Linked DNA regions of Homo sapiens: region 2 is linked to region 1. A link is a loop called in an ENCODE intact Hi-C map of the cell type or tissue named here. Cell type or tissue: ascending aorta. All regions are shown on one strand. Links, peaks and the distances in the headings refer to the core of each region. The heading gives the core; the rest is flanking DNA.

Region 1 (15,996 bases), core at 2,719-10,718:
TATATTAAGAAAATCCTAAGGCAGAAAAAATATATTTACTATTCATTAAGTAGAAGTGGACCATCATAAAGGTTTTCACCCTCATCGTCTTCACATTGAGTAGACTGAGGAGGAGGAAGGGGAGGGGTTGGTCTTGCCATCTCAGGGGTGGCAGAGATGGAAGGAAATCCACGTGTAAGTGACCCACACAGTTCAAACCCGTACTGTTCAAGAGTCAGCTGTAGCAAGTGCAACGTCCCTGAGGCCAGAACAAGAGTGGCCCTCTCCTGGTACCAAAAGAAATTGGGTAGTGAGGAAGTATAATTCGTGGCTGGGAGGGGAGTTGAGGGGATGGTGTGGGGAAGGCAGCAAGACAGAGATCAGGGGGATTCACGCTTAAAAGTCTATCAAGATATCATGGACACGATCATGATCAAATGACTTGGAGCCACTCGATGTATCTCAAAAAGGACAAACTTGCAACAAATCTCAGGCAACAGGACTTTATGCAGCCAATACTTAATTTATAAAGTTTGAAATATTTACTGCAGGAAAAGTTCTTAAAAGATCTGTCGATAATAAACCATAACATATGATTAAGAAAAATTAGCATATAGTAAAATGCATCCTCACCTTGAAAACTTAAAAAAAATCACCTAAGATTATTATGCCTCTCTCTGATGTGGTGGGAATGAGGGCCGGCCACAGCAGCCACCAGGTGACAGCACGTAGTGGGCAGTTTCCTTGCCCGTTCCCTTCCTAGCCAGAACCCCCTGTCTCTCCCTCCCCACCTCCCACCTCTGCCTGCTTTACCCTGGTGGAAACTGCAAGCCACAGAGAAGAAAATAAAAAGAATTCATATCAAAGGCATTGTATAAATTTGCCTTTTCCTCCAAGCCTGGTTCAATTTCTGTTTTTTAAAATCGAAGTCCTCACAATTTGGTGATGTGGAGAAGCAGCTCATCAACATGGTGCCGCACGGAGATTACACCCCCATATAGGTGCAGTGCCTACAATATGCGGAGCTGTAATTAATTGTTAAACGGTGAGTCATCCTCATGCCGGAGGAACACATTTAAATAGCCGCAGAGGGGAGGCCTCCGGTTCCACAGAGACAAGGAATTCTCCTGGCCGCCAACAGCAGCCTCCTCAGAAGCCGCCTCTCCGGGGGGAGGCAGAGGCGGGGAGAGAGGCAGGCAGAGCTCCAGGTAATCAGCTCCTGCTTGCTGCAGAAGATGCTGCCAGATCTGGGTATTGTCTTAAAGGACGAAGGCACAAACACAAGCACCTTGCTTCCTGAGGATGCCCTTTGCTGTGGGCCGCACTGTGCTACAGCTTTGGATGCAAACTCGGCCTCGACTCCCAGCCAGGGCGGGTGTCCTCATTCCAAGGCCCGCTCACCCTCTGGGCCAGGCAAGCTGCATAATGAGAGAAGGTGATTTCCATACGGGGGCCTTCCGGTAGTAAAAATGCATTTAGGAGAAAATAAATTTGAATTAAACTTACAAAACCCAGAACATGTAAATCAAGAAAGCGTTCCAAATGAAACCACAGCTTCGTTTGGAAATCATCTCTTAACACTGCAGTTCTAGACCTGGGTTCATTTCTGCACTGAACCCATCAGTAGGTGCTTATTTTCAGAAGCTCTGGTTCTATTAAAGGGTCCTCAAAACTGTCAGATTTTGAAATTAGTAAAATTAATTTCAGTTTGGTGTTACTGGTTCAAAAATTAATCTTCCCCCAATTTGGTTCTATTCAATCATTGACTTAAATGTGAGAAAATCTCACTTCTCTGGATGTTTTTGGAGGAGGGGAAAGGAAGGAAGTCCTGACTGATTAAAAAATGTCAAATTTCTGATTTTTGAAGAAAGGCAGTTTTAGTACTTGCACTGAACATATTACAGGCTGACTTAAATGAACACTAATAAGTAAAATTCAGCTAGTCACTGAAAAATTACTAGCCATAATAGGGCTTTATTACATAATAATAAGTGACATTATATCACTGAGTCTTAATTTTTAAAATCAATGGGAAACACAGTTTGTGTCAGATTTCCTGGGGTACAGTCTGAATGTACGCTGCCTGGCATTAAACTGAGCATTGTCAACAGTCAATGAGAGGATCCAGTGGACACAAGATGCAGGGGGATGGGGGCAGCAAGGAGGTCTTCCCAGAGAGGAACACATGCATTTCCAAGTGTGGAATCTCAGTTTACACACTGTAACAGGGAAAAGCAGCAGAGAGAGTGATGGGATTTAAACTTCCCGAGGGCGTGGTGGGTATGTTCTGGGCCAAGGTGGAGGCCAGTGTGTTGCATTCTCTTGGTTCTGCCAGCTTCCACTCCTGATCTCAAAAGCACAGCACAGCACCTGGAAGGAGGCAGGTGTTCAGGGCCAGCCTGTACCTCGTGGAAAGCCAGGCTCTGGAGGTAGGCATTGCATTTACTTTGCTGGGCAGCTCCAGCCCACCTTTTCTGAGCAAAAGGCAGGTGGCTAACAGGTTCTGTCCTCCTCAAAATCTGAGAAGCCCTAGAGGCTTCGCTTTCCCCAGCCCCCCTGGCTCCTAACAACTCTGGACCCTTGGTCTGGGGCAGTTCTGAAGAGCCCAGGAGCAGTTTTTCAGGAGGTCGTGTGGCTGCACACACCCATGACCATAAGAAGGCTAAACCCTGCTGCTCTGGTCGCTGCTTCCCTGGGACTGCCTGCAGACACCCAGTGACCTCTTGCTCCTCATGGCCCTCACAGCAGAGTAAAGATGCATAAAGCAACCGTCTTTTACGCTTCAGTGTAAATGTGTTCATGTGCTGGCTGGAACCACTGAAGGCCTTCAGGGAGTCTGCAACTGCAATTCTACATTATCCATTTGCAAAAATACTACTTTCCATTATGATTTATGGCAACCATATAGTGTGTCAGCTGTGTTATGCACTAAACAGGCCAGCCTGGAAAACTAAATGCCATTTGCAGTTTTCTAAGTTTGAAACACCAACTTAATAATAAATAAAAGAGCAGTTCAAAAGTTGGGAATCATCTATAAATTACTTCTGTGTGAAAAACTCAAAATATCTTATCAGGCCTCATTTGGGCTTTCACAACACCTAAGCTGGGAAATTCTGACTTGACTTTATCACAATTTATCACCTGAGCGTAGCAGAGAATCCTGGATTCATTACTTCCCACTAAGAGGTGGTTAACTGTTAGACTAAGCTGGCAAATCACAAGTATCCAGGCCAGACAGACAAGAGGAGCTTCCTAAACCAACAGAAGGACCCCAGACTCCTTGCCCCAGGTACACTGCCCTAAACCAGCCTGCCCCATCCACTTTAAGTACAAAAGGAAGTCTCAAGACAGTTCTCATCAGTTACATCATAATCTCTAAAGCAGAAGTTATTGGAAGAGAGGCTGAAGGATCCCAATAAGCTCCACATCCCTGAAGTAAGCCCTGCTCCACTAAGATCTACTTAGCAGGGATGGTACACTTGGTGCACAGGCTGGGGACCATCTGATCTGAACACTCCTCTGCCAGCGATGCTCCAGGAGCTCGGACCACGTGGCCTCAGGAGTCTTTTTCTCCCAAAGGCTGGGATCTCCAGGGATGCTGACATAAAATGAAGGAGTGGACTAAGTGGTCACTGTGGTCCCTTTCCAGATCTGACATACGAATTCTGAGTTTGGGGCTGAGGGGAAGCCCCTTCCCGGTTTCGACATTCCCTATCCTAAGCACTGTCGAATTCCAGGTGCAGAGCGAGAGCTAGAGTAATATAATCTTGCGACTCCCTGAAAAATCAGTTCTAAAATTATTTCCCTATTCTGTTTAGGATGCTCATCCATCTGTCCTCCTTGCCTTCATCCCTACCCCTGCTTCCTACAGAAGTGGTTTCCTAACCCCCATTCAGTTTGTCCAACATCAGAAGACATTTTGATGATGGCATTTTTTCTTGTGACAGCAATGTTTTCCAAAGGAACTTGTCACTGAAATAAGGGAAACAACAAATCATAGATCTTTAGAGCTGGAAACCTACTTAAGTGCATCCAATTCAATCCTGCCACTTTACTACAGGAGAAACTGAGGCCCAGAGATTTGCCCAGTGGTAGTAGCAGTAGCACAGCCATGAGCCCCAGTGAGTTCCTCCCTGCCTGTCCTGTGTTCTGTGGGAAAACTCCATTTCCTGCGGAAGAATCCCTCCTTCCACAGGGAGGGGCGTGGTGAGGTCCTCCAGCTGTGATCAGGACATGCCTTAACCTCCCTGAGGCTTTGGGACACTAAAACCCACTCCTCATGACTTACCGCCTGGACCAACTGACAATGTGTGCAGGCACTTAGCAAGGTGCCAGGCACGGCATGGGTGACTGTCACCATCATCACTGCTGCTATCGGTGATTTAAATACACACACACACACATCTCTTCTTTCATTCAGGGAAGTGTATTTGATTCATTTTCAAGACAACATTAGAATACATTCCCTATTTTAGTAGCTTGAAACTTTCTACCAGATCCCATCATAGCCAAAAAGACATCCTAGTCAGTGTTTGCTCTTGGGAATAAAGTGTCCCCAATGTCCTCAGAAGACCTTAGATCAGAAAACATTCCTATTTTCAACAGTGATGAAATTTTCAGATATTCCAATACGGATGCAGGGTAAGTCCTGGGGAACACTGTGCTCCTCTGAGGCCAGAAACCCAGTGACTCCTCCCCTCAGGTGCTCCACGGCAGGGTCAGGACTTTGGGGAGAAACGTTCCTGCATGGGAAGATGGATCGAGCTGCTGGAACATAAGTGATAACAAGGAAAGCAGCTCAGATAAGGCCCAAAACTTCTCCAGTCACTGAAATACCAGGCTCACAGTGGAGAGGGTATGTAAACAAGAATGTCACAGAGCAGGAAGGGGGAAGGAAGGAAGATAGGCAAGGAGACCCAAGAGCAAAGTCATCAATGAAAAACATTTGGCAGAAAATATCCAAGAGAAAGAACAGTACATGAACAGAAAGGGAGAAACAAAGCTCACCAGCAGCACAAGGTCAACGTGAGTAAGCTATGTAATATGGCTGCTCAGAGGAGGGGGAAGAGGGGACAATCAGGAAGAGGAGGGGGAGCAGGAAGGGGAAGGGGAAGAGCAGGGAGGAGGAGGAGAGGGAGGAAGAGCACAGAGGAGGAGGAACGGGAGGAGGCAGAGGAGGTGTAGGAGGAGGAGGGATAGGAGCAGGAGGAGGAGGAGGAGGAGGAGGAGGCAGTGGAGGAGGAACAAAAGGAGTAGAAGGAGGAGGAGGAACACAGGGGGGAGCAGGAGGGGAAGAAGAGGAGAGGAACAGGAGGAGAAGCACTAGGAGGAGGAGGGAGAGTGGGAGGAGCCAGAGGAGGAGCAGGAGGAGGAGGACGGGGCAGGTAATCTTGGGCTGCATCAGTGGGAATCCGCTGACTCTAAGAGGAAGCCTCTTACTGCCTGGGGTCCAGTTGGAGCTGAGGTATCCTGGGTCAGGAATAAACACTGAGGTTCACATGGGAGTGGCCAGGACTGAGGGAGAGGGTGCAGAGACAAGGATGGCTAACCTCAAGGAAGATAAGTAAGAAGCACAGAAGCACTGTCTTCAATACCAAGACAGACGTCCTAGGGAAGAGAGGACACGTTCCTCCTCTGAGGACAAAATGAAGAGCAGCAGGTAGAAAATAAAGACTGGCAGCTCTAAGAAAAACCTTCCTTCCAATCATAATCTTCCCCACATAGATGGCCAGCCCTGGAGGTGTCAGGGCAGAGGCCAGACAGACCTGTCAAGGCTGCTGTAGGAGAAGGGCCTCCTCGGCTGGGTGGGCTGCAGAGGCCCAGTCTAGCACTGTGATACCAGGAAAGCAGGGGAGAGAAGGGTTCCAACCCAAGGCCCTTGCTCAATTCAGACGGCTTGCTCATCGCTTGCCTGAGTTCTCTTCCTACCTCTAAACAGAAGGAAAGGTGGCGAGCTCTCAACACCAGCCTCTACAGGGAAGGAGTGCATGGAACCTTTACAAGTTTTTTGTTTTTTGTTTTTTTTTGAGACAGGGTCTAGCTCGATTGCCCAGGCTGGAGTTCAATGGTGCAATCTCAGCTCACTGCCACCTCTGCCTCCTGGGCTCAAGCCATCCTCTCACCTCAGCCTCCCAAGTAGCTGGGATGACAGGTATGTGCCACCAGGTCTGGCTAATTTTTGTACTTTTTGTAGAGACAGGGTTTCGCCATGTTTCCCAGGCTGATCTCAAACTCCTGGGTTCAAGTGATCCACCCGCCTCAGCCTCCCAAAGTGCTGGAATTTCAGGCATGGGCCTCTGCACCCGGCCTTGACGTGACAAGTTTCAACCAGATGTTCCTGGCAGGGCCAGTAAGCCCCAGCACACCTGGCAGGAAACCATGATGTTCTCCCCTCACTCCAGGTGTGGAATCACAGCAACTAACAGCTTCTCCTGGGTGTACCCTGCAAATGCAAACCTACATGGAATGACATCTTGAATCCGAGGTGGGGAAATCTGCTCAAACAGACAGCTGTTTAAAAGGTTCTCTTCCCATTTGTACCTGATGAACTCTCTTCTGACTCTGAATGCAGAGGACAAAGGCCCACCTCCTCGGAAAAACACACAGCATGAAACTCTGGCTCAGCGCACCCTCTCCAGCTGTCCCTCACCGCTCCCCATCACACACTACACGTATCACAGCACCGCCAAGTCTTCCAGGGCTCTGTGGAGGAGGGGGAGAGTGGGGGGAGTGCCAGGTACCGTGTGGAGGAGGGGGAGAGTGGGGGGAGTGCCAGGTACCGTGTTACACACTTTCATACATTATCATCTTTAATTCTCACGACAACTTTCCAGTTGTGATGGCAGCATTCACATTTCACATAAGGGAAAATTAACTTTAATGAAATTAAACATAAAAGGAAAAAGTACTTAAAACCGACACAATTAGCTTCTGCCTTCTGAGACAGTGACATCCTTCAAAGCATGGGAAATGGACGTCTTTACTGCCCCTCTCCCTGTGGAAGGAGACAGGGTCCATCCCACGTGAGCCGGCCCGGCCTGCTGTGAGTCCGCAGGCACGGGAATCCACGCGCAGAAGAAGGCTTGGAGCTGAGCTCAGGGGTGGGGACTGGAGAGGGCTGAACTGCTCTGTATAACAAAAACAGGGGGCGGTGGGTGTTAAGAGTTGTTTGGGAGCAGCAAAGTGGGAGAGGTGGAAAGGGCAAGAAATATAGGAAGACACAGCAGCCAACCTGGCAAAAAGGCCTGAGGGGATTTCTCAGCACAGAAGTTTCAGATATTCAACATTCACATTACTGTGATGTCAGCTCCATCTTCCCAAAAACTTGAGTGCAGGCTGAACCAAAAACCGTGAGAGGGAGGGAGGGGGTGTGTGTGTGCGCGCCCATGTGCGTGCATGTGTGTGTGTGTGTCTGTGCCTGAGTGTGTATGTGTGTGCCTGTATGTGTGAGTGCGTGTATATGTGTGAACGTATGTGTGTGAATACATGTGTGCGTGCGTGTACACGTGTGCCTGTGAGTACATGTGTGCGTGTATGAGTGTCCATGTGTAGGTGTGTGCCTGTGTGAGACCATGTGTGCATGTGTGTGCCTGTGTGTACGTGTGCGCCTGTGTATGCGAGTACATGTGTGAGTGCATGTGTGTGCCTGTGTATGTGTGTGTGCATACGTGTGCCTGTGTACGTGAGATCATGTGCATGTATGTGCCTGTGGAGGTGTGCCTGTGTGTGAGTGCATGTGTGTGCCTGTGTGTACGTGTGTGCCTGTATGAGACCATGTGTGCATGTGCCTGGGTGTACGTGTGTGCCTGTATGAGTACATGTGCGTGTGTGTGCCTGTTTACATGTGTGCCTGTGAGTGCATGTGTGCCTGAGCGCATGTGTGTGAGTGCATGTGTGTATGCTTGAGTACATGTGAGTGCATGTGAGTGAATGTGTCCATGTGTGTATGTGTGAGTGTATGTGTGTGTATACATTAAAGAAAAAGCATCAGGCCCATGTCTGGGTTAATCCACAGCAAAAGGAAAGTCACAGCCAGAGAACGTGACTCCCGGTGAGCCTGGAGCCAGCGTGACTGCAGAGGGCCAGTCCCCAGGTGATGCCGGTACGCTGGAGAAGGCCTGGGAAGATGTGCGGAGACAGACACCTGGGACACCTAAGGACCAAGCCCAGAGCCACGCTGCTGGTGAGTGTGGGCCGGCGCTTCAGTCTGTCTCTATCTGAAGACACATCCAGGCCTTTTCCTCTTCCTTGCTTGGGTTGCTGCTCTTCTCATGCCCCTGCTCTCCTGGACCCCACATCCAGCACCCCACACCCCACATCTCCCTGGCAAAATCCCCTCTGACAGAGCCTCTCCTGACGCCCCAGGGTGAACGGGCTGCTCCGTGGAGTGGGGACATGGCTGACGTGCACCACACCTGCTCTTCCTCCTGGGCACGGCACTGGACCACACTTCCCAGTATCCCTGGACAAGGCAGGGCCACAGGCTGAGTCCCAGCCAATGGGACTTGCAGGAAATGACTGGCACCCTTTCTAGGCCTAGACCCTAAAACATGGGTGCGACTTGGGCCCTTATCTGTCAGCCAGACTCAGGGGTTTAAAAGGGGGCGGGTTCCAAGGCCTGAGAGGATGGCACAGCCTGTCGGCAGAAGTATTCTGAGACCCTGAATAACCCTTCTTGCCACCCCACCAATCCAAGCTGGGCTGTGATGTGAACAAGAAACTAACCTTTACTCTGTGAAGCCACCAGCTGCTGGGGGTGACTTGCTACAGCAGACAGGCTACTCAGAGCACTGTGCTCCTCTCTCTACAGCCTCCTCGCCTGCCGGCTGTATTTCCATTTTCCACAAACACACCTGTTTTCCCACTGGATTGACCTCCTTGAGGAAAGGAACTGTATTATACTCATTTCTACGTCCTTTGCACCTAGAATGCACAGCTTATGTCTTCATTGAGTGCGTAATGAATAAATAAGTGAATGGCTGGCAGGGCCTAGTGGAACCCAACACGTCTACGATACCCTGAAAAAATTAAAACAAACAAACAACAAAAAACAGAAAACCAGACCCAATGCTAGATAAACGGCTGATGGAGGGAATGGGGCACTGCGGGGCGGGGATGAGCAAAGCCTTCCCTGCTGTGCAGCCACACCTTGAATGACAAAAACCTTACCTGGGAGAACGCTGGCTGGCAAGGAATTTTTCACTGTGCTCCATCCTACAGTATTTTGAAATCTTTTGTTTAAATCGATTGGCAATGTTTAAACACGCCATTTCACACAGAAGTACAACATTGCTAATTAGGCAATAAGGAGAGAGACAGTGTCATTTCCTGGTAACGCATCATGCACAAAAAGCCCTCCCTCCTTCCAATAAATTTTAAAGGATTTCACATCATCTCATTTTTAGTGCAGAAAGAGGATTCCATTCCATTAACAAAGAGCAGGTTCTGGTTGGCTGTGCTATTCCTTTAACGTTGAACCACAAGGCATGTCCCAAGATGCTTCACTCAGGTGTAAGAAGCACTGGTACCCAGCCTTGAAGGTTTCGGCTCTCACCTGGATCACAGGCAGCCTCTTTTGGGACCTCCTTTGTTCTCTTGCGTCAGTGATCTCAAGGGATCTGCATCTTCTTTTGCTGTAGATAATTGCCTCAAGTACTTTTGTGAGTTTTTTTCTTTCTTCTTTAAATATCACTAGTTGTAAGAGCCCTTAATGAGCACGTTATTTTAATGGGGCTGGCCACAACTTCATGCTGTTTTACTTTAGCTTCTCTTATGGCAGGTAAATCACAATGGCGGAAGATGGCCAAATGTTCCTTGGTTTCCCTGCCCCTACAGGTTTCCACTCCACACGCTGATAGTTTTCCAGCCAGTTAGCAGCCCTCTGCCTGGAAGCTGCCCTTTGGAAGCTGGACCTGGCCCCCTCATCTCGCGCAGCAGCCAGCGCCCAGCTTCAGTCCCCACACAGGCAGCCACGATGGCCCATATGGCAAGTCTCCCTGTTTCCATGGACTGGGCCCTTCTGACACGTCCTGGGGAGCCTGCTCCCGCAGCGTGCAAGGTTTTCTCCAGCCTTCTCTCCTTGTACGCATCCCACTCTTATCCCGAGTCAGTTCTTCCCCATTCCTCTGGTAGCCATTTGGTGCTCAATATTTGCACACACAGCCAGCAAGGGACCTCTGTCCTCGCTGCATCCATCTAGCACAAGGCTCTCTTACTGGGCAAGGGGAGAAATCCTGTATCAGGTTACACCAGATCCACACAATGGTGCTAACCCAGGCACCATCCCAGGAGAACCAGTGTTCTCCACTTCTCCCAACACTTAGAAAAGCTGAGCTGTTTGATGCTTCACGTTGGGAATGTGTCTTTTTTTTTTTTTTTTTTTTTTTTTTGAGACGGAGTCTCGTTCTGTCGCGCAGGCTGGAGTGTAGTGGTGTGATCTCAGCTCACTGCAAGCTCCGCCTCCTGGGTTCACACCATTCTCCTGCCTCAGCCTCCCAAGTAGCTGGGACTACAGGCACCCGCCACCACGGCCGGCTAATTTTTTTGTATTTTTAGTAGAGACGGGGTTTCACCATATTAGCCAGGATGGTCTTGATCTCCTGACCTCGTGATCCGCCTGCCTCGGCCTCCCAAAGGGCTGGGATTACAGGCGTGAGACACCGTGCCTGGCCTTATTCTTCCTTCTTCTAAAGGATTTGGGGCAACTGATTTAGTATCATCTGGGATCGTCAGAAATTTTCCACATTTCTCAGAGAACACTTCTTGTATTTTATAAGGATACCACCAAATAGGAGATTAGAGGACCTGAGACCCAAGTATAATATAGGCCTAAAAACCGAATATCAATTTGCTGAAACAGTGTCTTTCTCTTTTTATTTTTATTTTTTCTCTCTCTCTGGGGATGGGGAGAGACAGAAGAGATTTTATCCATTAGGTGCAATAGGTTCAACTCTTATATCCTATAAGCTTTTTCACTGTCCTGAAAAAAAATGTGAAAATCAGAAACAAAACTAGATTGGGTCCAAAATATAAAACTAGAAAATCAAAATAAATATTTCACACAACATCTACAAAAATTAACATTGTGCCAACTAGTCAAATGCATCTCGATCCATAGTTATCTATCAGAATAAGAGTTTATGTTGCAAGACTAAAATGAATAATTTATTCTTAATAAAACTCAACATTATAAAAAATACAACCATTCTTCCCAATTGTGTTATAGCAAATATATTCTATTTGATGTGCGAGGTAGATGCATTTTCAGATGTTTGATATGCGGAAAGGCAGAGTTGCCAACTATCTGAGGGTCTGGGACTTCAGAGGCCTTAAGAGACCATGGGGAAGATACCACTTACCAGTCCATGTGGCCCCTAGGGTACCTGCTGATAAGAAGTTCCTTTTTGGTGTTTTTAATTCCTAGTGAAAAGCCTCCTAGGCAGGCTGCTTATGCTGCTGGGTGTCTGCTTCTCACAGAAGCAAAGCTAGGGCTTCGGGGAAAGGCAGCTCCCAACCTGTGGCCAATACCACAGCAGGGGCCAAGGTGCCTCTCCTGGCATCCTCCTCGCCCTCAGCTCAGTCCCCGTCCTGGGGGCAGCAGACTCTTCTCTGAGATCAGGATGACCTGTCAGGGGCCTGGAGCCCCCCACCTTCTGCTGCAGGCATGAGGGATGTGGCACCAGGAGGGGTCACCGAGCAAAGTCGGCTTTTGCTCCTTAGTAATCTTTCTCCGGAGGACAGGCAGGGACCCCACAAACCAATCGCCGCCCCTGTGGGGACCACCCTGCTTCCTTGGCTACTCCGGTTCTCACCGCAGTGCCCACATCTTCAGCCCTCTGGCCTGTCGGTCACTGACTCAGAAAGGTGGGTCTCTTCACCCTTGCCTGGAAGAATCAGCTTTTCCCTCTGAGAGGGAGACTTACCTGGAGCTCCCAGGAATGAACAAACTAAGCCCTGCGCAGATGCTCAGCCTTGGGAAGAGGCTGAGGCCTCCAGAGGGAAGTTTCTGTGTGCCCACTCTGTCCCTTGCTGCCTCAGCCTCTCTCCTGCCCACCGCCCCACCTCAGTTCCTCATGCAAATCATTTCCTGGCCGTTGCTGATTTGTATCTTTGGCCCAAGACAGAGAGGCTGCTATGGGGGCTGGCTTTGCACAGAGGTTCCTACCAGGGTAGACTGGTGGATTAGAACTCCGAGCCTCGACTGGGTCCTAGCTCCACCACACAGAGGCTAGGCAGTGCCACCCCAGGCAATCATTTAACCTCTCTGACCTCAGTTTCCCCAACCATAAGACAGAAAATATTCACTCACAGAATGATGGTAAAAATTAAATTAGATACTGCCTGGAAAAGGTTCTGAAAACATGAAAAGGTACACAAATGTAAGATAACGTTTTACCATGAGTCTGTGTGTTTGACTCTGCTGGCAACAAGCTGAGCACCGAGGGATGGGGGCAGCAGGACAGGCAAGGGGGCAGCAGGACAGGAAAGGGGTCGGGTGTGCTCACAGCCAGTTTGTGGGGAAAGGGGACCTCACAGGGAAAAACAGATGGTGCAGCACCAGGAAGGCAAGCAAGAAGTGTCACATATGTTTAAGATAATACACTCTGGGTCAGGCAGACCTGAATGCAGAGCCCCTGCTCTTTTAGTCATGTAACCTACTCTGAGCCTCAGTTTCCTCTTCTGGCAAGTGGGGCTAATGAGAGCTTCCCCATCGGATTGTCGAAAGGATTAAAGGAGGTCGTGTTGATAACTGACTTAGCATAGTACCTGGCATATAGTAATCACTTAAGAAATCCCATTATGATTAAACTGATGTCCATTGTGCTATGGAAACGTGTAAGTGCTGAATTCCAGGCACATGGTATGAACAAGTCAGGGATCAATAAATCCATAAGCAATGTCTCCAGCACATCTCAGTTTGTCTCACAGACCCTGACCCCCAGGGTTTTTAGTCTCTATTTCTCCCTTCATTTCTTTAAAATAAAAAAAAGTGAAGGCAAGTTCTCTTGGGTACAGGCACATTTCACACTGAAAGGAACCCTTACCCCCTCAGCGGCCACCTGCCCATGGCCCGCAGCCGCTTCAGGACACCCCTAGGAGGATGCAGAGGTGGCCACCTTGCCTCACCCACAATGGACCTAGTCACTTGGGCCTAGATCCCAAGACAGCCTGCCTTCCCGGCCACCCATAACATGAGCCGAGAGGACCGACCACACAGCTGGGGACTGTGACTAAATGCCGGGAGGGAACCAGGGAAGGCTCTGTGCTGGCCACATGTCGGGAAGGGAGACCTTTATTGCAACCATCCCACGCTAATTGGTCCTGGGCTGGGCAGTTTTCCCATAAAGATGAGAGGACTGAAAGAAGCTCACCAAAAACCACAGCCCGTAGTGGAGGCAGCTGCTGAGGCGAGTCTGGCCGTAGCCACCTCAGAGTAGGGAACCGAGTGAGGTGCCTGGAAAAGGAGCCAGAGAGCGGCCAGGAAACGATCCGTGCCCTGGCTGAGAAAACCAATCAATCAGGCTACAAGTGTGCATTGGGCGCTCGGCACGGGACAGCCACAGAGAAGCCTGAGAGACTGCAGGAAGTCTAGACTGCTGCCCAGGCGCGGCTGGAGCCCACCGGGCAAAGACACGTGGTGCAGGAGGAAGGGTGAGTGACACTCCCAGGCCGCTTCTGCCCAGGGCCACACAGACAGGGCAGGAGGCAGTGCTGGGACTGCCCTGACAAAGTGCCACAGACAGGGCAGCTTACTCAACAGAAATGAACTTCCTGAAGGCTGGAAGTCCAAGATCAAGGTGCCAGCAGGGTGGATGTCTCATGAGGCCTCCCGCCATGGCTTGCAGTTGCCCCTCTTCTCCCCATGTCTTCACATGCTTTTCCTTCTATGTGTGTCTGTGTCCATGTGTGTCTGTGTCCAAGTTTCTTCTTTTTATAAATCCAATCATATTGGAGTAGGCCCACCCTAATGGTCTCATGCTAACTTAATCACCTCTTTAAAGACCCTGTCTCCAAATGCAGTCACATTCTAGAAGTACAGGAGACAGGGCTTCAACACATGAGTTTTGGGGGGACCCAACTCAGCCCATAGGATTTCAGCCAAGAGACAGGTGGGCTTCCGGGGTTAGGGCAAGGCCCTGAGGGCGTGGTGGGATATGGAGAGTAGACGGGGTGGGGAGCGGTGCAGGAAGTGCTCCAGGCTGGAGGAAGGACTGTCCCCTTCTCTCCTGCAGAACAACTCCTCCCCATTGTCTATCTCGCCTGCCTGCCACACATTCAAATAGAGAAGAATGTGGGCCACAGGTGAGGTGGGAGTGACAAAAGCCAGGGAAATAGGAACCCGAGAGAGACAACTTGGAGATGGCAGTGGGGACATTTGAACTCCTGCTGCTTGGCCACAGCATGGTGAATGAACTACAGCTGCGTTGAGTTGTAAAGCCCAGGAGCAATGAGCCACGCGGAGTAAGATTCCATGGCTGCCAGTAGGGCCTGTCCCCCCAAAAATATTAGCTCCACATGCCTTTCCTTAGGACTTTAACCCCAGTTCAATACTAAATGACTAAATACCCAGAGGTGGGGTCACATTTTAATTCACCATGAGCCCTTTAGATGTCAGTGCTAATGGGCATGTTTGGGGATAGCGGAAGTGGGATATATAAAGAGACTGCACCTCTGAGCAGGGTTGGAAAGCAAGGTTCTCTGCCTGCCTCTCCACGGCGCCTTGTTTGCCTGTCTTCCTCATTAGAACCTAAGTTCCGTGAGCCCAGGACTTAGCCTTGCTTCTCACTCTGCTTCCAGAGCCCATGACATGCCTAGAACATGGTTGACAAGCAAGAAATAGTTGTTGAACAGATAAATGAACAGGCTAATGAATAAACTATGTAGAAAGATACTTAAGCACTCGACAAGTTCATATTCTAGATGTAGCCTCATCAGAGAGGCAAACACATTCTTGGGTTGATGTGGTCTATGATCAGCCCTGCCAGGAACGACGAAGAAACATGTACCCTAACGTATTCACCGAAGACTCCAAACTAACACAAACTTATCTCAAATTATCAGGGAACCAGATCATCTACAGCAACCAGAAGCAGCTGTGAACCTCTGTCCCTGTAGTGGTAAACACAAGGGTATGGTCGGGAAGTCAGAGCTCCTCCTACAGTCCATGGAGCATCCTAGAAGATTTATAAGAATAAAGAAAGCAAGTTACAAAGCCGAGGCCTCGTGGCTTCAGAAGACACATTAAATAACAAGTCCCTTCGGCTGCTAAACACAGAGCCAGCATTCTCTTCCTGCCGGCTTTCAACACGCACACCTGAAAATCCTTCAGAACAACCGCAGCCCCAGCTCTGGTGCCTGCTTGCCTTGCCAAGAAATCAGAAGCTGCAGGCAGTGGGGGATGGGATGGAGAAAAGAGAGGAGATTCCTGCAGAAAAAGACTGGGCCAATTAGGAACAATTGCAAAAGCTTTCAGACCAGGCAGAGGCTGGCCCTCTCCTGCACATACCAGATCACTCTGTCTCCCTCTTCCACGTGGATGGATATAATTCATAACAGATTTTACGTTTACAGGAACCAGGCTGGAACATTTTCCACGCTGACTTTTCAGGCTGGTGACAACTAAGTATCTTAAGAACCTCTAGAGACAGAGCTGATGAGATACCGCTATTTCCTCAGCCACTGCCCTACCTGCTGGAGAGCCCCGTGACTAACCACCTGTTCCTATTTCCTGACCCACCTGGCGGGAAGGCAAGAGACGAGGGCAGAGCAGGGCTGGCCCTGGGGCCTTTCGCCTACCAAGCCCTCATTCTCCAGCCCCACTCTCTGTGCCCGCTAGCACATACCATGAGAGGATGCATCTTCATTTGTGTGGGACCGTGACATTCTGATGAAAGCCGGGGGGGGGTCTGTCCCCAGAAAAAGACGCAGACAACTTTTGTTGGTATATATTGTTAGCACGTCTTCAAACTGAACTATGCATCAGAATCACTGGGGAAACATTTCTGATTCCCGTGCAGC
Region 2 (15,996 bases), core at 3,135-11,134, 54 kb after region 1:
AGTGACTTGCCCAAGGGCAGAGAGCCAGGTTCGCATTTCTGGTGTGGATCAGCATTTTCCTCTACACTGCAGGGCCTCCCCAGAGACTTTAAAACATCCCTAGCATGAAATGACTATCAGGCAAATTGAGGCAAGAAAGACAAATTCCAGGAAAGCTCACTCCTGCCACGAAATCCCACACTTGGCCATACTTGACATTTACAGTAATCAAGATTTAATCTAGCGTTTTCCTCACAAGCCCACGGACTACTTAAGCCCGCAGGTACCATACCCTCTCTCACAGAATGCCCCTTGCCCAGTGCCTGGTACACAGTAGGCACTCAATAACTGGTAATAAAATGAGCAAATGATGACAAAATAAATGAGCAAGCAAACACATGTATAAACCTACAATGAGAGGCGTGTTGAAGCTATAAACGTAACCAAGAATAGATTTCAAATCTAAAGGAATCCACAAGTGTAAGAAAAGCTGATTTCAATTTATAGAATTACAAATGTTTGAGATAAAACAGCTCTAACACAAGCAAAGACCCAGCAGAATAAACAAAGAGTTTTATTACTTAGCTCCAAAAGGCCAAAACCAGCAATTCTACACTGGAGAAAATGAAAAGAAAAAAAAGTTATTCAGGCAGGAAGCTCTTCCAATTCCAAAAGGATAAATTAACTATAACCATTTTTTTTACAAAAATAAAAATAAACAAGCTTTACTAGAAATGGCTAGCTACAGGGGGAAATACGTACTTCAGCAAGTCAGAATTTAAAGTCTTGCTAATAGGTAATGACAGCAGGCAGCCCTTAGCAGCTCAGCATCTCACCAACAGTTAAAACAGCCTTAAACACATATACTTTTTGTGCATGCTAATTGAGTTTTCAGTTTAACAATCTCTCCAATATAGTGCTGCCCTCCTGTCCACCTCTAATACTGCAGAGGGTTGAAAGTTTGCTCAGTTCTTTCCCTGGTATGTTCTCTTTCCTCCTAGAAGCCTCTCCTGGTCCCTCATGACAGGTGTGGCTTTACTTCAAACAGACACAATCTACTCCCCATGAAGATTTGTAGGTCCTCCTCACTCTTTTATCCCTTTCATTCAGCAAGTCTCAAGTTTTATGATTTAGGGATCACTTTAGCAGGATGAAAAACTCTACAAACAATCTACCCTAAAACATTTTTTTCAATCATAATTTAAGACAAATGTCATCTTCATGAGACAGCCCCCGCTTCCATGAAATACAGTGATCATTAGTTTGGGTTTTGTTTTTTCAGTAGCACGCGTAAAATATTAACTTAAAACAAATATAGTCACACCCCAAACCTAAACATTTTAGAGGTGAGTTATAAATGAATAAATAATTATGTAAATAGATACTGAATACCTGTCTCCCTTAGATAGAAGGATGCCCTATGAAGGCAGGAACTGTGTGTGTTTTAAGCACTGCTGTGTCTCATACATGATAGGTGCTCGATAGGTAATTGTTGAATGAATGAAAACAGACCACCCTAAGAATGATCTTAGACTGAACTTTGGAAATTCTGTGTTTATATGTCAAAATGATATCTTTCACATGGAATGGTGTCTCTTCTTTTCCTTACCTGGAATCCCAGCACTCCTACCATTGGTCCAGACAATTCTTCTACACCCTTCAAGATGGCACTCAAGCCCGGCTTCTTCCAAGAAATCCTTTTCTACCACTCCAATTCATGCTAACCACTGCCTTATTGGCTTTCTAATAATCACATTACAGTCAGAATCCTGCAGATAGCTCCTAATTTTTCCATGTGTCTTAGTTGTTTTCTCAGCGTTTACACAGGAATGATTAGTCCTCCTGTGTGCCCACGTGGTGCTGACCACAAGCAACAGAGCAGGGATCAGTTCATCTTTGTTTGACTGGACCAACTAACTAGCCTACTGTTACCAATACCAGTGATTATAAATTCACAGTCAGGCAGCTGAAAAGTAAAGACACAACTTACATCATATAGATAGCATGTAAATAGCACTGGGTGTTGGGGTGAGGTGGAGAGAGGAAATAGCAAATCGAAAGGGTGGGCATTGGGGTGGGGCAGGGAGAAAAATCATAGGAAGGCTCTGCATCACTAGAGGAGGTACCACAACCCAACCAAATCCAGGAAGCCCCACATGAATGGTCTTCTCAACAAAGTCCTTTAAAGTTTACCCCTAATTATAGTCTTGTATCTCCTGATGACAGGGATACATTCTGAGAAATAAGTCGTTAGGTGATTTTGTTGTTGTGTGAACATCAGAAAGTGCACTTACACAAACCTGGATGGCACAGCCTACGACACACGCAGACTGTATGCTACATACAGCCTAGTGCTCCCAGGCCTCTGACCGTGCCTGAGACTGTACTGAACACTGTAGCAACTGTCGCACAATGGTAAGTATTTGTGTATCTAAACATGTCTAAACATAGATAAGGTACATAAAAAATAATCTATAAAAGACAAAAAATGGTGCACCTGTATAGGGCACTTACCATGAACGGAGCTTGCAGGACTGAAAGTTGCTCTGTGTGAGTCAGTGAGTGAGTGGTGAGTGAATTTGAGGGCCTAGGACATTACAGGACACTACTGTCGACTTTACAAACATTGTGCACTTAGGCTACACTACATTTATTTTAAAGATTTTCTAGGCCAGGTGCGGTGGCTCACACCTGGAATCCCAGCACTTTGGGAGGCCAAAGCGGGTGGATCACCTGAGTTCGAGACCAGCCTGGCCAACATGGTGAAACCCCGTCTCTACTAAAAATACAAAACTTAGCCGGGCATGGTGGCAGGCACCTGTAATCTCAGCTACTCGAGAGGCTGAGGCAGAAGAATTGCTTGAACCTGGGAGGCGGAGGTAGCAGTGAGCCAAGATAGCACCATTGCACTCCAGCCTGGGCAACAGAGAGAGACTCCGTCTCAAAAAACAAAAAAAAAAATTTAAAGATTTTCTTTATTCAATTAAAAATTAACCTCAGCTTACTGTAACTTTTCTACTTTACAAACCTTTTAATTTTTTTTAACTTTTTGACTCTTTTGTAATAACACTTAGCTTAAAACACAAACACACTGTATAGCTGTACAAAAATACTTTTCTTTTATCCATATTCTATAAGCTTTTTTCTATTTGTAACATTTTCTTAACTTTCAAGGTTTTTGTTAAAAACTAACACACAAATGTCCACATTAGCCTAGGCCAGGATCGTCGATATCAAGGATCAGGATCCTTGGTCAGGATCATCCATATCACTGTCTTCCACATCTTGTGCCACTGGAAGGTCTTCGGGGAAAATAATACACAGCTGCATGTCCTAAGATGACAATGCCTTCTTATGGCTACCTCCTGAAGGACGTGCCTGAGGCTGTTTTACAGTTAACGTTTGTTTTAATAAGTAGGAGTATACTCTAAAATAACAGTTAAAAGTATAGCACAGTAAATACGTAAATCAGTAACAGTCATTTATTATCAAGTATTGTGTACTGTACAGTACTGTACAGAACTGTCTGTGCTAGACTTTGATAAGACTGTCAGCCCAGTAGGTTTGTTTACAACAGCACCACACCACCACACACACGTAAGTAATGAGTGCCACTGCACCATTACGACGGCAGAAAGATAGGGAGGTTTCGGCTCCGTGATAGTTTTATGGGACTACCATCGTACATGTGCTCTGTCCTTGATCAGACTCTTGTTATGCAGTGCCTGACTGTATGATCCACCCCACACGGTCCTTGGGAGATGGTGGGAGGTGACGTGTGTAAGGCACAGAGCTGCACACTGCGGCACTCATAAGCATTAGGCATTCTTGCCACCATCACGTGCCAGGTGGTGGCTGTCCCCCACCAGACCAGGGACTTCCCCATTCAGTGCTGCCTCCCCAATACAGAGTCTTGTCCCAAGGAGGCAGTGCTCCCCAAATGAAGGAATGCTGGAAAGGAGAGGATACCCTTCCCACGTCATCCCTTCAAAGAGCCGCCCGGCTTCCGCTTTATGGTATCCTCATGCAGGCTGGGTTATTATGGCTTACACAGGGCTGGTCACCCACCCCAGCTGCCATAAAGGAAAGGGTTGAGCTTGAAAATGCAGTCTGCCTCACCCCACTTCCAGATAGATGGGGGCCAAGCGCTGTCAGATATACAGCAATCTGGGTGTCCACAGCTGTCTCCACGCTCCTTTCCCCTGAGGCCAAAGTCTACCCAGGGCCAGAGGCGCTAAGGAGTGGCCTGCTGCATGGGCCAACCTTCTGGAACCTCGCAGCCCCCATCAGCGAGGAGCCTGAGTGCTCGTTACGGAGCTTGCATCCCTTATGGGGTGACCAGAAAGGTTTCTCTTATGGATCTGGATGTAGAGAAGTTGCTAGGGAAATGAAGGCTGGATGGCCAAGCCCACAGTGTACACAAAAGAGACGGGAAAACACCTCACAAGAGCCTTGTGTCCCAGAAGCTTCTGGCAGGTCCCTTTGACATGTTTCCATGACCGACTTCCCTTCAAGAAATGGCAGCTTGCACCGTCCAGGGCTTTCTTCCCCAGTGAGCTCTGGCCAGGCCCTCTGGCAACCACATCAACTGCTCTGGGAATGCTAAAGTCAAGGCCGTAACCCTCGCCTATCTCTGCTACCTTCCTAACCCTCCTCCAGATCCTTCCTGCTCCTCTGGAGCCTTGGGAAGCACACAGACCTGCCAACGTCACACTCACAACAAACTCCTCATGCTGACCCACATAATTCAGCCCCTGTCTGCCCCTCCAACCCCACTCACATCCTCCTTCATCTCCCCTCCTGAGCAGCAGCCACAGTGGGCCCTGCTCACCTCGGGGTCCTGGCCCTGCTGTCCCCTGCCCGCAGCCTCCTCCCCAGGTCTGCCCAGAGCCAGCCCATCTTGTCACCACCTCTCAGCCCCAGTGCCACCTCCTCAGAGAGACCCTCCCTGCCTACCCGCTCCAGGTGGGCCCTTACCCTGGAACTCTCCATCTCATTATCTCCTTTACTTTCTCCATGGTATTAATATTCACAGTGCTCTGAAAGCATGGTGTGTATGAAGTTGCCAGTTGTTTATTGGCTGGCATCATAAGAACGTAAGCTCTTATCAAACCTGACAAGCTCTGTGAGGGCAGAGACCCTGCGCACCCTTGTTTCCGCACATCTTGCTTTTCCAGCACCTAGCCTGGTACACAGTAGGCATTTAATAAATATGACAGAAGGAATGCATGAAGGAATGTGCTCATATGAAGTCAAATGGTCTACTTGTCAGGCAAAAGACCACAGATGCACAGAACATAAAAGAATCCTCTACATATACTCCTCTCCTAGATTAAGAAAAATGAACAAACAGAGGTCAAGAGAAGCAAAGACATTTGCCCAAGGTCACTCAGCTGGTGAGGAGCAGAGAGAGGTCTGGGATGGAGGCCTCCTAGCCTCTCATCTGGTGCTGTCTCAGCCATGCCACACCTTGCCAGAATCCCTAGTCCATGAACAGCTTCTCTTCTTCACATATTCATTCAGTTATTTATTCAGCAAATACTCATCGAGTGCCTTCTATGTTTCAGGAACTGTGTTAAGAACAGACACCAAACCAAAAGTGACTGGGAGGCCCTTGTCTGCAATCCCAAAGAAATCACCCTGCAGTCGTGAACAATGGATCCTCTTGCTGGAGGGTCTCCGACCATTCTGCAAATCGTCCACCCACCGTGACTGTTCCCAGAGTGAGCTGGGGCCTGTCCCTGTCCCAGGACAGAGGTTCTCTGGTTATGGGACAGGTTCTCTGCCAAAATATGATGACAACACACAGCCGTATGGGCAGTGAGAGAGGGGTCTGCAGGGAGGGACGCCCTCCAAAGCTCCTAGCCTAGTACACAGCACCAGGAGCTGCCTGGGTCACCGCTGGTCCACCAAGAGCTGCTCATCCTGTTTGGACTGAACTGTGGCAGAGATAAGCCCCTGCTGAGACCCCTGCCAAACCTGATTCACAGCACCCTGAGAGCCAGGGAGGAGGCCAGCCCTTCCCTGGATGGCCTCGGTGCTTAGGGATCCAGAAGCCAGGGCATGTCGCATGAGGCCCGCTGTGTCCTGGGAGCGGCCTCACCCCTTACACCTCCAGTTCACACTGCATGCTCCCATCTTTAGGGCGCATGTCTGAGGCCAGCGGGCAGAGGAGGCAGAGAATGAGGAGGCATTGGTGCTAAGCTGCAGGACTAAGATATAACTGGAGGACCTCAGGGGCGCAAGAGATCTCCTCTGCCACACATGCCACGGTCCCTCAGGCGGCTATACTGTAAACGGGTACAGAAGCCCACCCTGTCTGGAGCTAACAGGCAAGGGCAGCGGCCCAGTCAGGACCAGCATCCACACTGAAGCACACCTTCCTTCAAGAAACACTCTAACAGCCTGGCCTGGCCCTCACAGACATGCGCAAGGCCCCAGCTGTACTCCAGGTACTGCACTGGATCTGTGTAGATGTGATCCCTTCTTGCACAGGGCTCGCTGCTGGTGAGAGCTGCAGATGGACTTTATTTGGAAATAAAGTCTTTGCAGATGGAATCATGTGAAAATGAGGTTATACTGGATTAAGGTGAAGGAGCCCTAATCCAATGACTGCTGTCCTTATCAGAGGAGGGAAAGCTGGACACAGAGACACAAACACCCAGGGGAGCGCGCCATGTGAAGACGGAGGCAGAGATCTGGAGTGAGGCACCTAGAAGCCAAGGGATGCCAGGCGCTGCTGGCAACACTGGAGCCAGGGCAGGAGCACGGAACACACTCCTCAGAGTGCCCAGAGGAACCAATGCTACTAACACCTGGACTTTGAAACTCTGGCCTCTGGAACTGTGAGACAATAAATTTCTATTGTTTTAAGCCACCAAATGCATGGTATTTTCACAGCAGTGCTAGAAAACAAACACACTGAGAGACGCAGATGAGTAAGCAGGAGGCTAAATGTGCTTTGATAGGGGTCATCTAGAATGCTATGGAAACACAGAGGGCAGCACCAAAGCCAGTCATGGAGGAGCAGAGAAAACTTCCTACAAGAAGGGACTCCAAGTCTGGGCCTTGGGGATTGTCTAAGTCCATTTGTGTTGCTATAAAGGAATACCTGAGGCAGGGTTACTTAAAAAGAAAAGAGGCGTATTTGGCTCACGGTTCTGCAGGCCGCACAAGAGGCATGGCTCTAGCATCTGCTTCTGGTGAGGGCCTCAGGCTGCTTCCACTCATGGCAGAAGGGGAAGGGGAGCCCGGCGTGTGGCTGAAAGACCATGTTGGGCTTCACCTCTCTCTGGGATAACCTCTGGAACATTCCTCCGATGGGCAGGAAGCGTGGAAGTGACCCCGGCCTGCTGCTGGTCACTCTCTTACCTGCTCTCTCTGGTCAGTCTAGCAGAAGTGGGACTCGGAGCCACACCCTGGCCTTCGACACCTTCTCCCACAAGGCCCGTCCCTATCAACCGTGCCCAACTGCCAGGGTTCAAGCACCTCCACACTGTGAGCTGCGTACACAGCCCAGCCCTCAAGCATAGCATCCACCACCTGCCACCTGCCTTCCCCCACACAACCAGGATCCATCTGCAAGCACAGGCCACACCAAGGCTTGTGCTCCCCAGCCCTGTGAAGGCTGGCCTGGCCACAGGGACCACAGCACTTCCAGTCAGATCTGATGAAGCCTCGGTGCAGACGTGAGGTCTCCTCCTGGATATCCTGGCCTTCCTTATTCTTGATGCCTGACCTTGTTCCTCAGGACTCAAAGGCACAGAGAAGAGAGGCTGCCCCAGGCCATGTTTCTGACTGTGTGCCCGAGAGCCCAGATAATAAAAGCCCTGGGGTTTTCCCACTATTTCTGCTATGCATTTGAGGAAGGGGTTTGCAAGTCACAGGACAGCACCAAACGAACTACTCAGCAGCTACACTCGCTGTGCCAGAGTTCAGCTAGACCCAGTGAGAAAACAGGGAGTGGCCCGCATGAGCTCCCGGCAGGGGCGCCTGTGTGAGGCGATGTGTCGGCTCCAGGACTGCACACAAAGACAGGGTCCACTGGCCTGGCGCTCCCGGACCCCGGCAGCCCTGCCAGACTCTTGGCAGCAGGCAGGTTGCAGCCACACCACTCACCACCCATCTTGGAAAGGTCAAGAACTAAATTTGGAACTTGGCTTCTAGTTCTTTTGCATCTCTAAGTTATCTTGAGAGGAGGCTGAGGAAAAAGGTTCACAGAGGAATGTGCCAGAAAAAAAAAAACAGTAAGTATTTTAGAGACAAATATATCTGTCTAGTTTGAATCATAACAGTAATAATGATCACAATAATGCCTCTATGTTTATATGGCACTTTGCATTTTTCCAGAGCATTTTAAAAAATAAACATGGGGTCTCGCCCCATCACCCTGGTGTAATCATAGCTCACTGCTGCCTTGAACTCCTGGGTTGAAGCACTCCTCCCGTCTCAGCCTCCCAAGCAGCTAAAACTACAGGTGCAAGCCACCATGCCCAGCTAATGTGTGTGTATGTGTGTGTATATATATACTTTTTTTTTTGGTAGAGCTGGGCGGAGCATTTCTATCTATATTCTCATTTGCCCTTGCCATAACTCAGTGAGGTAGGAATTATTATCTTTATTTCACAGCCGAGAAACCTAAAACTCAGAGAAGTGAAGTGACAAGGCCGTGCCACCAGGCAGAGGTAGAACTGGAACCAGAGCCCAGGGCTAGGACATGCAGCTCAGCACTCTCTTACTACCCATCCCACATCCTGGTGTTCAGGCCGTAGCTCTTCGATGTTTCCACGTCTCCAGTGGGGCCTAGGGTGCACAGGCAAAACCTGTGGAGCCTCTCGGCACGAGAGGGGGACTGCTCTCACCTGGGCGGGGCGCCGTGGGGTCCCCCACATGTTATGCTCTGAGCCCTGCCAACCACCAGTACTGACTGGGGTCCCATGAAGGCCCCAAGTTCAAATGCAGGCCCAGCAGCTCCCAAGATCTGCTTCCAAGGACTCAGTCCACGAGAAGGGTCCCTCAAGTTTTAAGTTTGTCTCAGAAAGTCAGGCTGATTCTGGGTTCCCTCACCCCAACCAGAGATTCTCATCTATTTAGGAAGAGGCCCGGGGGCCTGTTTGGTTGAGGATCTCAGGTAATATGAATCACTGATCCCTGGGAAAATATGGCCTCAAAGCCAAGTCTACCTCTCAGGTAGTAGCAGATGAAAAGGCCTCCCCTTTGCCTACCCCTTATGCTTTCCAAATGGCATGGCCTGGGGGCTCCATGGCATGCCCCCAGGACCCCTACAGACACCACCCAGCCTGGGGACGTTCACTCCCTCCTTCACTGTTGCTCCTCCCTTGGTCCTCTTGGTAAAGACAGAAGCGCACACACTGCATAAACTCTAGTTGAAGGCCTGATAATTAAGGCATCGTATTCAAAGCAAAATACCCCTCCCATTTATACCTTAGTTGGGGGCCACACAGCATAGCAGTTAAAAGCACAGACTTGGGAGCCACACACCCAGGCTGGAATCCCAGCTCCACTGCTTCATAGCTATGCAAACTTGGGCAAGTTAGTTCATTGCCCTGTGCCCCTTCCTCATCTTTAAAATGGGGTGATTACAAGAAAGGTCTCGAGGAGGAGCCAAGATGGCCGAATAGGAACAGCTCCGGTCTACAGCTCTCAGCGTGACCGACGCAGAAGACGGGTGATTTCTGCATTTCCATCTGAGGTACCGGGTTCATCTCACTAGGGAGTGCCAGACAGTGGGCGCAGGCCAGTGGGTGCGCGAGCCAAAGCAGGGCGAGGCATTGCCTCACCTGGGAAGCGCAAGCGGTCAGGGAGTTCCCTTTCCGAGTCAAAGAAAGGGGTGACGGACGCACCTGGAAAATTGGGTCACTCCCACCCGAATATTGCGCTTTTCAGACCGGCTTAAAAAACGGCGCACCACGAGACTATATCCCACACCTGGCTCGGAGGGTCCTACGCCCACGGAGTCTCGCTGATTGCTAGCACAGCAGTCTGAGATCAAACTGCAAGGCGGCAGCGAGGCTGGGGGAGGGGCGCCCGCCATTGCCCGGGCTTGATTAGGTAAACAAAGCAGCCGGGAAGCTCGAACTGGGTGGAGCCTACCACAGCTCAAGGAGGCCTGCCTGCCTCTGTAGGCTCCACCTCTGGGGGCAGGGCACAGACAAACAAAAAGACAGCAGTAACTTCTGCAGACTTAAATGTCCCTGTCTGACAGCTTTGAAGAGAGCAGTGGTTCTCCCAGCACGCGGCTGGAGATCTGAGAACGGGCAGACTGCCTCTTCAAGTGGGTCCCTGACCCCTGACCCCTGAGCAGCCTAACTGGGAGGCACCCCCCAGCAGGGGCAGACTGACACCTCTCACAGCAGGGTACTCCAACAGACCTGCAGCTGAGGGTCCTGTCTGTTAGAAGGAAAACTAACAAACAGAAAGGACATCCACACCAAAAACCCATCTGTACATCACCATCATCAAAGACCAAAAGTAGATAAAACCACAAAGATGGGGAAAAAACAGAACAGAAAAACTGGAAGCTCTAAAAATCAGAGCGCCTCTCCTCCTCCAAAGGAACGCAGCTCCTCACCAGCAACAGAACAAAGCTGGATGGAGAATGACTTTGACGAGCTGAGAGAAGAAGGCTTCAGACAATCAAATTACTCTGAGCTACGGGAGGACACTCAAACCAAAGGCAAAGAAGTTGAAAACTTTGAAAAAAATTTAGAAGAATGTATAACTAGAATAACCAATACAGAGAAGTGCTTAAAGGAGCTGATGGAGCTGAAAACCAAGGCTCAAGAACTACATGAAGAATGCAGAAGCCTCAGGAGCTGATGCGATCAACTGGAAGAAAGGGTGTCAGCAATGGAAGATGAAATGAATGAAATGAAGTGAGAAGGGAAGTTTAGAGAAAAAAGAATAAAAAGAAATGAGCAAAGCCTCCAAGAAATATGGGACTATGTGAAAAGACCAAATCTACGTCTGATTGGTGTACCTGAAAGTGATGGGGAGAATGGAACCAAGTTGGAAAACACTCTGCAGGATATTATCCAGGAGAACTTCCCCAATCTAGCAAGGCAGGCCAACGTTCAGATTCAGGAAATACAGAGAACGCCACAAAGATACTCCTCGAGAAGAGCAACTCCAAGACACATAATTGTCAGATTCACCAAAGTTGAAATGAAGGAAAAAATGTTAAGGGCAGCCAGAGAGAAAGGTCGGGTTACCCTCAAAGGGAAGCCCATCAGACTAACAGCGGATCTCTCGGCAGAAACCCTACAAGCCAGAAGAGAGTGGGGGCCAATATTCAACATTCTTAAAGAAAAGAATTTCCAACCCAGAATTTCATATCCAGCCAAGCTAAGCTTCATAAGTGAAGGAGAAATAAAATACTTTACAGACAAGCAAATGCTGAGAGATTTTGTCACCACCAGACCTGCCCTAAAAGAGCTCCTGAAGGAAGCGCTAAACATGGAAAGGAACAACCAGTACCAGCCGCTGCAAAATCATGCCAAAATGTAAAGACCATCGAGACTAGGAAGAAACTGCATCAACTAATGAGCAAAATAACCAGCTAACATCATAATGACAGGATCAAATTCACACATAACAATATTAACTTTAAATGTAAATGGACTAAATGCTCCAATTAAAAGACACAGACTGGCAAATTGGATAAAGAGTCAAGACCCATCAGTGTGCTGTATTCAGGAAACCCATCTCACGTGCAGAGACACACATAGGCTCAAAATAAAAGGATGGAGGAAGATCTACCAAGCCAATGGAAAACAAAAAAAGGCAGGGGTTGCAATCCTAGTCTCTGATAAAACAGACTTTAAACCAACAAAGATCAAAAGAGACAAAGAAGGCCATTACATAATGGTAAAGGGATCAATTCAACAAGAAGAGCTAACTATCCTAAATATATATGCACCCAATACAGGAGCACCCAGATTCATAAAGCAAGTCCTGAGTGACCTACAAATTGACTTAGACTCCCACACAATAATAATGGGAGACTTTAACACCCCACTGTCAACATTAGACAGATCAACGAGACAGAAAGTCAACAAGGATACCCAGGAATTGAACTCAGCTCTGCACCAAGCGGACCTAATAGACATCTACAGAACTCTCCACCCCAAATCAACAGAATATACATTTTTTTCAGCACCACACCACACCTATTCCAAAATTGACCACATAGTTGGAAGTAAAGCTCTCCTCAGCAAATGTAAAAGAACAGAAATTATAACAAACTATCTCTCAGACCACAGTGCAATCAAACTAGAACTCAGGATTAAGAATCTCACTCAAAGCCACTCAACTACATGGAAACTGAACAACCTGCTCCTGAATGACTACTGGGTACATAACGAAATGAAGTCAGAAATAAAGATGTTCTTTGAAACCAACGAGAACAAAGACACAACATACCAGAATCTCTGGGATGCATTCAAAGCAGTGTGTAGAGGGAAATTTATAGCACTAAATGCCCACAAGAGAAAGCAGGAAAGATCCAAAATTGACACCCTAACATCACAATTAAAAGAACTAGAAAAGCAAGAGCAAACACATTCAAAAGCTAGCAGAAGGCAAGAAATAACTAAAATCAGAGCAGAACTGAAGGAAATAGAGACACAAAAAACCCTTCAAAAAATCAATGAATCCAGGAGCTGGTTTTTTGAAAGGATCAACAAAATTGATAGACCACTAGCAAGACTAATAAAGAAAAAAAGAGAGAAGAATCAAATAGACACAATAAAAAATGATAAAGGGGATATCACCACCGATCCCACAGAAATACAAACTACCATCAGAGAATACTACAAACACCTCTACGCAAATAAACTAGAAAATCTAGAAGAAATGGATAAATTCCTCGACACATACACTCTCCCAAGACTAAACCAGGAAGAAGTTGAATCTCTTAATAGACCAATAACAGGAGCTGAAATTGTGGCAATAATCAATAGCTTACCAACCAAAAAGAGTCCAGGACCAGATGGATTCACAGCCGAATTCTACCAGAGGTACAAGGAGGAACTGGTACCATTCCTTCTGAAACTATTCCAATCAATAGAAAAAGAGGGAATCCTCCCTAACTCATTTTATGAGGCCAGCATCATTCTGATACCAAAGCCGGGCAGAGACACAACAAAAAAAGAGAATTTTAGACCAATATCCTTGATGAACACTGATGCAAAAATCCTCAATAAAATACTGGCAAACCGAATCCAGCAGCACATCAAAAAGCTTATCCACCATGATCAAGTGGGCTTCATCCCTGGGATGCAAGGCTGGTTCAATATACGCAAATCAATAAATGTAATCCAGCACATAAACAGAACCAAAGACAAAAACCACATGATTATCTCAATAGATGCAGAAAAAGCCTTTGACAAAATTCAACAACCCTTCATGCTAAAAACTCTCAATAAATTAGGTATTGATGGGACGTATTTCAAAATAATAAGAGCTATCTATGAAAAACCCACAGCCAATATCATACTGAATGGGCAAAAACTGGAAGCATTCCCTTTGAAAACTGGCACAAGACAGGGATGCCCTCTCTCACCACTCCTATTCAACATAGTGTTGGAAGTTCTGGCCAGGGCAATTAGGCAGGAGAAGGAAATAAAGGGTATTCAATTAGGAAAAGAGGAAGTCAAATTGTCCCTGTTTGCAGATGACATGATTGTATATCTACAAAACCCCATTGTCTCAGCCCAAAATCTCCTTAAGCTGATAAGCAATTTCAGCAAAGTCTCAGGATACAAAATCAATGTACAAAAATCACAAGCATTCTTATACACCAACAACAGACAAACAGAGAGCCAAATCATAAGTGAACTCCCATTCACAATTGCTCAAAGAGAATAAAATACCTAGGAATCCAACTTACAAGGGTTGTGAAGGACCTCTTCAAGGAGAACTACAAACCACTGCTCAAGGAAATAAAAGAGGATACAAACAAATGGAAGAACATTCCATGCTCATGGGTAGGAAGAATCAATATTGTGAAAATGGCCATACTGCCCAAGGTAATTTACAGATTCAATGCCATCCCCATCAAGCTACCAATGACTTTCTTCACAGAATTGGAAAAAACTACTTTAAACTTCATATGGAACCAAAAAAGAGCCCGCATTGCCAAGTCAATCCTAAGCCAAAAGAACAAAGCTGGAGGCATCACACTACCTGACTTCAAACTTTACTACAAGGCTACAGTAACCAAAACAGCATGGTATTGGTACCAAAACAGAGATATAGATCAATGGAACAGAACAGAGCCCTCAGAAATAACACCGCATACCTACAACTGTCTGATCTTTGACAAACCTGAGAAAAACAAGAAATGGGGAAAGGATTCCCTATTTAATAAATGGTGCTGGGAAAACTGGCTAGCCATATGTAGAAAGCTGAAACTGGATCCCTTCCTTACACCTTATACAAAAATCAATTCAAGATGGATTAAAGATTTAAACGTTAGACCTAAAACCATAAAAACCCTAGAAGAAAACCTAGGCATTACCATTCAGGACATAGGCATGGGCAAGGACTTCATGTCCAAAACACCAAAAGCAATGGCAACAAAAGACAAAATTGACAAATGGGATCTAATTAAACTAAAGAGCTTCTGCACAGCAAAAGAAACTACCATCAGAGTGAACAGGCAACCTACAACATGGGAGAAAATTTTCGCAACCTACTCATCTGACAAAGGGCTAATATCCAGAATCTACAATGAACTCAACCAAATTTACAAGAAAAAAACAAACAACCCCATCAAAAAGTGGGCGAAGGACATGAACAGACACTTCTCAAAAGAAGACATTTATGCAGCCAAAAAACACATGAAAAAATGCTCATCATCACTGGCCATCAGAGAAATGCAAATCAAAACCACAATGAGATACCATCTCACACCAGTTAGAATGGCAATCATTAAAAAGTCAGGAAACAACAGGTGCTGGAGAGGATGTGGAGAAATACGAACACTTTTACATTGTTGGTGGGACTGTAAACTAGTTCAACCATTGTGGAAGTCAGTGTGGCGATTCCTCAGGGATCTAGAACTAGAAATACCATTTGACCCAGCCATCCCATTACTGGGTATATACCCAAATGACTATAAATCATGCTGCTATAAAGACACATGCACACGTATGTTTATTGCGGCATTATTCACAATAGCAAAGACTTGGAACCAACCCAAATGTCCAACAATGATAGACTGGATTAAGAAAATGTGGCACATATACACCATGGAATACTATGCAGCCATAAAAAATGATGAGTTCATGTCCTTTGTAGGGACATGGATGAAATTGGAAATCATCATTCTCAGTAAACTATCACAAGAACAAAAAACCAAACACCGCATATTCTCACTCATAGGTGGGAATTGAACAATGAGATCACATGGACACAGGAAAGGGAATATCACACTCTGGGGACTGTGGTGGGGTGGGGGGAGGGGGGAGGGATAGCATTGGGAGATATACCTAATGCTAGATGATGAGTTAGTGGGTGCAGCGCACCAGCATGGCACATGTATACATATGTAACTAACCTGCACAATGTGCACATGTACCCTAAAACCTAAAGTATAATAAAAAAAGAAAAGAAAAAAAAAAGAGATATTTAAATGTATTTGCTAATAAACGCAAAGCTGGTTAATAAGCTCAAAGGTAATAAAATGTAATGTTTGGCATTAAAAAAAAAAAAAAAAAAAAGAAAGGTCTCATGGGGTAGTCGAGGGGACTAAATGAGTTAACACACGGACCATAGAGCAATGCCAGCAGCGTAAGGGCTGAAGTTATTGCTGCTATTATTATTAGTTAGAAGGCGCCAATCCAACAACTTCAATCATACAGAAACTAGAGAGAACAAAGAGAATAAAGGGGAAAAATGGCTTCTAAGAAGCCAAAATCAATGTTATAAAACCCATAAATTAAAGCTAATGCACTTTATTCATAAGTAAGCCCCATAGGTCCTCAATCAGGATCT

Evidence for each region. A loop is a pair of places that touch in the nucleus more often than their neighbours do. Peaks named below come from ENCODE experiments on the same cell type or tissue, not always from the same donor. Only the 100,000 strongest peaks of a DNase experiment are listed, where the experiment ranks them.
Region 2: it touches region 1 in a loop (2.2-fold over the local background); 2 of 110 quality-filtered maps call a loop at or near these places.

The regions. Positions count from the first base shown.
Region 1 is chr12:2,183,464-2,199,459 of GRCh38, reverse strand. All of the region lies in intron 3 of CACNA1C (calcium voltage-gated channel subunit alpha1 C), which reads right to left. Among named protein-coding and RNA genes, the nearest start is that of CACNA1C-AS4, 32 kb to the left of the region's middle. RefSeq lists a silencer at 923-1,217 and enhancers at 7,100-7,669, 7,670-8,237, 9,850-10,445, 11,728-12,228, 15,250-15,749. In ascending aorta, for the core only: no CTCF peak of the experiment used is centred there; no DNase peak of the experiment used is centred there; H3K27ac peaks cover 829 bases.
Region 2 is chr12:2,129,920-2,145,915 of GRCh38, reverse strand. All of the region lies in intron 3 of CACNA1C (calcium voltage-gated channel subunit alpha1 C), which reads right to left. LOC107984131 (a long non-coding RNA gene) reads right to left here and starts at 13,947. Exons shown (of 2, transcript XR_001749435.2): 1 at 13,905-13,947. RefSeq lists enhancers at 5,634-6,133, 6,134-6,635, 7,998-8,793, 9,590-10,385. In ascending aorta, for the core only: a CTCF peak has its summit at 7,948; a DNase peak (open chromatin) is centred at 7,980; H3K4me3 peaks cover 579 bases; H3K27ac peaks cover 3,467 bases.